2 separate regions of the Homo sapiens genome follow, and region 1 is linked to region 2. Evidence: chromatin contacts called from ENCODE Hi-C or POLR2A ChIA-PET data. All regions are on one chromosome and are shown on one strand. The core of a region is the stretch at or near the end of the contact, and the rest is flanking DNA. Distances in the headings are between cores, read along the strand shown.

Region 1 (3,654 bases), core at 590-3,089, 1.4 Mb before region 2:
CATGCAGTAGATTTCAGGCCTTGAGAAAATCTTAACACTAGCTAATATGACCAGCACTAACAAAATTTCTTGGAGCTTATAATAACAAAAAAAGCTCATTGACGGATTCCCACTTTTATTCCTGCCCCCCTTTTCCACTTAGCCTTAAATTTTTTTTAATAAGAAATTTTTATTAACAAAAACAACAACAAAAAAAAAACAGAGTGAAGCACTTCACAAGATCTTGCCCAGTTTATTTTTTTAATCTGTAATAATGAGCATAACAGTTCAGCAATGGAATACTCACTCCAACAAAATCTCCAGATCTTTACATCCTGAGTCTGCGAGGGCTGGACACATGCCCTTGCTAATTATCAACCTTCTGAAACAGCTCAAGACATGGGATTAAAAACTGCTGTGGAATTTGAACTCACGGACATTCATCTGAGTCAGCTACTCTGAACTCGCATCTACTATAAGGACCTGAGCATTTCCTTCTCCCGTTTCCTCAGGACCTGCTCGGGGGTGTTCAGGGGAAGGTTGTCACAAACATACTTGCAATAAAAATAATCAAACAAATGGAGAGCATGTCTATTTCCGGAATTAGATTCTTTTGATAGTGAAGGAATCAAATGGGATAAGGGGCAGGGAGAAGTCAGGTAAGTCCAATATTACTATGTCCACATGCTTAAATTTCACTCCTCGGGGGCTTATTGTCCCTAACAATGGCCCTTTTAGCTATGGAATACGGGGAATGACTAACCTTTTTCTAGCCTGTCAGTGAGAACTACCACTATATATTGGTAAGTATTTCCGTACAAAATTCACTTGGAAAGGATATTGTTTCAAGCCTGGACAAAGCTCATATTGTCATGTTCCAGTTCCAGTTATTTTAGGCAAGGAAGGGGAATTTCCACTGCTCCCTACAATCAGTTTTGAGCACTTAGCTCTGAGTAATAACTTCCTTGTAATCTGTCAGAGCCCAAGTTATTTAACAGAGGAAAGAAAAAATCCCCTGATACTATGCATGAAATTCTTAGCCAAGCAAGCCACTTTAAGAATACATCAATTAGCTCAGGCAGGAGTAAAGACGTGACCTCATCCAATGGAGAGAATGCAAGCAACTTGATTCTAAAAGGAAGAAATGAAATGAGTCAATGCAAATTCCCAGATAGGATACAAAACTAAGAGTCATTTAATGTCAGTGTTGATGATAATAGTAGCTCCCATTCATAGCATACTTATCATAGGCCAAGCACTAGCCCATCCAAACCCCTTATTGCCCTGGTCCTATTAAAACTATTTAAGTTTTATTTTCAAGAGTCAACTAATGTATGCTAAATAAATAATAGTACAGGTGGCAACAGATATGGCAAAAATCCAAAGTAATATGCAAATGACAACTGGGAAACATTAACTGAACAATACCATTTCTATAAATACATAACAAATACACCATCATAACAAAGAAAGTAAATAAAATTACCGTGTATTGAAATTGGAGTTTAATTAAGTGCCAGCCATTTTATAAGCATTAACTCTAAGCCTCACAAAAGCCCTAAGAATTGGGAAGTATTGCTATTCCCATTTTACAGACATGGAAAATAAGGCTTATATTGCTAAGTCATTGGTTCAAGGTCACATGGCTAAAGTGGCAGAGCTGGGATTCAATCCCACTCTCGCCAGATGCCAGAACCCAGGCAGATGTTACTGTGGCATTATTGGCACTTGTGTCAAGCCCGGTGAGGGATTTCAGCAACCCTCAGTCTGGATGGTACCACACACTCCTCCAGGCAAAGGAAACGCCCACAGGCCACTGAAAAAAGAAGCCACTTCCTGTCCCTGCAAAGAGAGAACATCACCATCCTTGAGTCAGGTTCCTCACCATCTCTGGGCTCAGCCTCTCAGCTAAACAATTTATCTTTGGAGTGACAGGTGATGACTTAGTCACCCTGGCTCTGCCCTTCTCCCGTTTCCTATAAACCAGCTGTGTTTCACGGGTGATTTAGAGCATAACCACAGAACACATAGGCTTTTATGGAACAAGCAATAATTGGGCACTGCAGAGAAGCTGTCATGCCCCCCTCACCCATCCCCCCACCCCATTGGCAGAGCTAACAGCTCCCAGCTGCTCTCATTCAGCAGCACAGAAGCCAATTCACCTGGGAGATTATCTCCTCACTCTTAATGAGGCCAGCCTACAGCCAGTAACTGACTGTTCCAGGCCATGAAAGGCCAGCGCCTTTGCTTCAACATGAGCTAATGCTGGGGTGCAGTATCTGCTCCCGATACACGCAATGTATATCCCCAAGGCATCAGGCTGAAGCTAGACTCCAGTTCACAAAAACCTCTGCTTCGCTCCTTCTCCCACCGTGTCCTGCTTCCTTGGTTCCCACTCCCATGGGAGCCTTCCCTCACTAAACCACTGCCCCCAACCCCCATCCCCAGTGCTGCTTTCAAACCCAAAACACCACCCACCATGTGCCACCATGATGGGTACTGGAGACGTGTGTTAACTAAGTGGGATTTTTGAACTTCAGGAGCTCATACTAGTGAAGGAAACAGTTACATAAACCCAATAGAATAGGGTAAGAACTATAATAAAATGTGCATTCTTTTTACTCTTTCTCTTATTTTAGTACCTCTGTGCACCCAGGCCTATGATAAGCATTATTCAGACATTGTTCCATTTGATTCTGAGAACAAACCCATGAGGGAGGCACTGCAATTAACCCTTTTCATGGACAAAAAAAAACCCCAAGTGTTCACAAAGGTTAATTAACTAGCCGTTAAGTGTAGAGATGGTACTTGAACCCATTCTCTTTAAATTTCCTCGCTCTTTTACAGGGCGTCTTTCCCGCTTCTTGAGATCAGCCGTCAGCAAACCATGCTCCCTAGGCACTGCCTGTTTCTGCAAATAAAGTTTTATTAAAACACAGCCACACACATTATTTACCCATGTCTATGACTGCATTTAGTCTACGAAGGCAGAGGTGAGCGGTTGACACAGAGCCTGGAGGGTCTGCAAAGCTGAAAATATCTACGTCTCCCTTTTTATGGCTACAGGAGTAGCCAGCCCTCCTCTATTTGATGAGCTTCTGTTCTTCTTCAGCCTCAGAAAAAGAGAAACCAGGAATTTTCTTCCGTCCAAATCGAGGTTCTCCATCAACTGCTGCCTATAGTGGAGCCTGTGCTCCCTTTGCCCTGAGTCTGGGAGAACCTTACTCATTCACTAAGCTCCGGTGCAGCACTTGCTGGAGGACAAATTCACATTATCTGATTGGCCTGTGTTCCTCTTGCTGTTTCACCTACCGACACGTTAAAAGGAATTCTATCATTTCCTCAACGGATTATTCCTGTCGAGAACCACAACAAGGAAGCTTCCTCTTGAGATTTCAGCCTGGAATCCTCATTGTTCAAAGATATGCCATTACCTTTTAAATCATCCCCCGAGAAGTTCCTCTTCTAGCCTTTTATTTATGGAATTTCAATGCTTGGAAATGGTGATCACCTCCTCCCAGGGTTTTCTGCCACATGGCTTTCATACTTGAGCTCTTTTCATCTTTTCCCGTAAGTTAATCACTTCTTAATTGTGTTCTGTTGCCCAGTCTTTGAACTGTTGTCCAATCTGTTTGCATGCTGGGGTGATTACAATACAATGAGTATCATGAGCCT
Region 2 (3,951 bases), core at 693-3,192:
CCATCCAACATATGGTCATCAAGTCTGGAAAGACCTGAAGTGAGGAGATGTAGGTGGCCTGGGGGAAACTAGCCCAGTAATAATTATAACAACTCAATCATAATGATTATAATAACTAAAATAATATGTATTCAATACCTATTAGTAGGGATTGTACTAAGCACATTTATTTCATTGAGTCCTGAAAACAACCCTATGATGGGGGGATTATCATTATCCCTATTTTCCAGTTAAAAGACTGGAGGCATAAAGAGGCTAAATTACTTGCCCAAGGTCACCCAAGGAGTAAGAAGACAAGCTGGGATTTGAACTTAGACAGCAGATCTCCAAACCTACCCTTTTAACTATTTCATGACATTTTCTGGGCATTCATATATCTCATCAATTCATGTCTGCTGGAAAAAAAGAAAAACACTGAACCCGTTAAGTGATAAAGCCATAGAAAATAGGTTTCATTATGGAAATTGTCCTATGGAGAGAATGCTACAACCAAAGTAATAAACAACACCCAATAATACATGTACAACTTGATGTGGCTGGAAATGTAACTACACCAGTATTGAATTATCCCCAAATTTGAATTATAGAGGCGTAACTCAAATTACCCCCCTTGCCTGGTACCTAGCCCGAAAGACATATTTTTTTAATAAACATTTTGTGCTGCCTTGCCTCCTCATGCTGCACGCTGCCGTGTAAAAGCCACAGCCTTCCTAACGTGATTCATCAGAAAAATCAAGGGGGAAAAGAGTCGTGATCTGATATACTGAGCACTCTTAAATTACACAGCAGCCACTTCCCATATAGTGCAGGAGAAGACAGAAATGCGATGACTAAGTACGTCTCAGCCTGTCACGTCCGTGAACCAGGGAGTGGGGTAGTTCACTGAATCATGTTCTGGTAGCTCTGCATATCCATCGAGACACGAGGTAGCCAAGCCGGCTTGCCCGAGATGAAAGTCTGAGTAATTCAGAGGAGGCTGTAATTCTTTATAAAAAATACACTAAGTAGTTTTGTTGACTCCTACATGACATTTCCAAGGTGGCTGGGAAACCAGACCATTTGTTACACAGAATCTAGATCAATACAGTGTGTGGAAGAAGATGAGCAATGTTAAAAAAAAAATTTATTTAATTGAACAGGGGCTGAATAATTCCACACCTTACACATCTCCAATTTTATGTTTTAAATTTGAGATTGAGAAGGATACAGCAATACAGCAATACAGCAATACGGCAAAACACCAGAATCCTATTTCTCTTCTTAGATATGATTTTAAAAAGAGAACGCTTTTGTCTCATTTGAAAAACCAAAATATACTAAGAAAACAGTTGATTGCTTTTATCCTTTTCTTAAATTTTTTTTTAAAGTGACTGTCCTCACCGTCACTCTGACAGGAGTCTGAAAAATTAACACATCACTAAGACCATGTGAGATTTAACTTTTGATACACAACAAAGCGGGTTACTGCTGTGCTGGCTATTCTTAACCCACCTTGTGAGTGTACTTTTTTTATTGCTTTATACAGCATATCTGATTCCCTCTAAAGCACCAACTAAAAAATCTATCCAGCTGTCATTTGCTGCCTGGTAACATCTATCATCACTCAGCCTGGCAAGTCTAGTCTATGAGGCAGAGGGGAGAGGAGACAGGAGGCAGAGTCAAGGACTGTCACGTGGGATGGGAAAAAAAACTTGTCACAATTATTTATGACTCCTGCTCAGGCACATAATAGGATACATAAGCCTCTGTTTCGGTTTCAAGCACCTTCGCAAGGCTGCTCCCTTGTCGAAGCTGGGCGCAGGCAGCTCTACTTTACACACACAATTTCCTGAACAATGCCGGGCACTTGTGAAGTGACAGTGACAAATTTGGGAGTTGGTGGCTGTAGCTCTATGGGCTGTTAGGAGCAGGCGGGTGTCAGTAATCAGGAGAACTACCACGTGAAGCCCCAATGCCTCCACTCCCCAATTCCTTTCTCATGAAAGACTTCCTTCCTCTCCTTGCTTTCAACTGCCAGGACGCCTGTTTGGGGAATAGGAAATGGTGCATTCCAGCTTGTATTTTATTAGTCTAAGCCATATTTATCCTACTCAAGGAGGAGGAGGCTTCTGTGCTCATTTGTTTCTTCCCCTACCCGTCCCCAAACACACAGAGCAAGAAAACAGTTCCAAGCTTTCATCTGTAAGCATCCTCTGCGTTCACGCCCACTAAATATCCATGTTGCTGAACAATTGGTTCAATTAATTGTCTGCCTCTGGATGTATTCGCAAAAGCAAGTGCTGGATTAGAGGGTAATTTTTATCCAGTTCTGGAATCTCAGTCCTGCCACGAAGCCCTTGGCTTCAGTAGCCTCATAAGGGTCTAACTTTTGGCTCTTTGGAGAAACCTAAAGGAAACTCCATCAACATTCTCTATACCCGACAGACCATGGCAAACAGAAAGGCTGAGCCTGCAACGTTTAAGATAATTAAACACAAGATGAAGGTCCGGCCCAATAAGTGACTCTTGCACACGTTGTGACTCTAGCATGGCCCAACATTAACCGAGGTGCCCACAGAGTCCTCAGGCACCCTGGCATTACCTGCTCAGACTCTGCTGAAGAGAAATGGCAAAGACCTTAATTAAAGATAAGAGGAGCACGATGGCCTGTACATACTCTGGAAGCCAAATCAGAAATTAATGTAAGGAAGAAGAAAATCTGTGAATAAAAGCACCCAGAAACATCAGTATTATTCCAATTATCTGTTTAGAATTTAGTAAGCTGAAAAATCAGCCACCTTCATTTAGAAATATCACAGGAGGCCATAAGAAAATGTCCTTGTTTCACTGAATTAGTCCCAACCTATCATACATAGTGCATGAGAATGAAAATTTGATGATGTAATTACTACCAAATAATACCATATTGTGGGTGGAATTCTGCATACTACTGTCTTAAGACTAGAAGGGTATCTGTGTGAATTCAAGAAATGAAGCCCATAGGGATCATCCAGGAATCACGATCTGCCCAGGAATCATTTCTCTTGTGTCACATCCTCTCCTCTCTGCTGTCATCGCTCCTTCCCTATCTCCATCTTCTGGGGAATTGCAAAGTTGAATTCCACGGGCAGCCTTGTGCCTGCCTGTGTCTTGTCTACAAAGTGACCTGCTTTCACATGTTGAATTTAAATGTCTTTAGGGTGAATATGGATTCTCTAGATCACTAAAGACTTCATCATTGTCTCTTCTTTTTTTTAACTGTTATACTCTGCCTTTTCTTTTTCTAATTTTTATTTATTTATATATTTATTTACTTATTTATTATACCTTAAGTTCTGGGATACATGTGCAGAACATGCAGGTTTGTTACATAGGTATACACACATGCCATGGTGGTTTGCTGCACCCATCAACGTGTCATCCACATTAAGTATTTCTCCTAATGCTATCCCTACCCCAGCCCCCCACCCGCCGACAGGCCCCAGTGTGTGATGTTCCCCTCCCTGTGTCCATGTGTTCTCATTGTTCAACCCCCACTTATGAGTGAGAACATGTGGTGTTTGGTTTTCTGTATCTGTGTTAGTTTGCTGAGAATGATGGTTTCCAGCTTCATCCATGTCCCTGCAAAGGACATGAACTCATCCTTTTTATGGCTGCATAGTATTCCATGTTGTATATGTGCCACATTTCTTTATCCAGTCTATCATTGATGGGCATTTGGGTTGGTTCCAAGTCTTTGCTATTGTGAACAGTTCTGCAATAAACATACATGTGCATGTGTCTTTATAGTAGAATGATTTATAATCCTTTGGGTATATGCCCAGTAGTGGGATTGCTGGGTCAAATGGTATTTCTGGTTCTAGATCCTTGAGGAATCACCACACTGTCTTCCACAATGGTTGAACTAATTTACACTCCCACCAACAATATAAAAGCATTCCTATTTCTCCACATCCTTCCCAACATCTGTTG

What was found. Hi-C counts contacts between places; a loop is a spot of excess contacts on that map. ChIA-PET counts read pairs that join two places held with the same protein, here RNA polymerase II (POLR2A). Pooled maps may share reads with other maps.
Region 1: a loop to region 2 is called in a map of endothelial cell of umbilical vein, with 7 times the contacts of the local background. The contact joins two enhancer-like sites. A Hi-C loop is called at or near these places in 1 of 168 maps with a recorded cell type or tissue (endothelial cell of umbilical vein) and 1 of 50 pooled maps. POLR2A ChIA-PET finds 5 or more read pairs at or near these places in 1 of 52 experiments (AG04450).

Annotation. Positions count from the first base shown.
Region 1 is chr20:53,898,021-53,901,674 of GRCh38, reverse strand. No RefSeq gene overlaps it. Among named protein-coding and RNA genes, the nearest start is that of BCAS1-AS1, 16 kb to the left of the region's middle. Within about 2 kb of position 1,839, at least 19 of the 41 ENCODE cell types and tissues checked have a DNase peak (open chromatin) inside an H3K27ac peak, as active enhancers do; they include endothelial cell of umbilical vein, where a contact is called at or near this core.
Region 2 is chr20:52,491,319-52,495,269 of GRCh38, reverse strand. All of the region lies in intron 4 of LOC105372666 (a long non-coding RNA gene), which reads right to left. The region is part of intron 1 of LOC124904931 (a long non-coding RNA gene); the gene reads left to right. Among named protein-coding and RNA genes, the nearest start is that of LINC01524, 130 kb to the left of the region's middle. Within about 2 kb of position 1,942, at least 6 of the 41 ENCODE cell types and tissues checked have a DNase peak (open chromatin) inside an H3K27ac peak, as active enhancers do; they include endothelial cell of umbilical vein, where a contact is called at or near this core.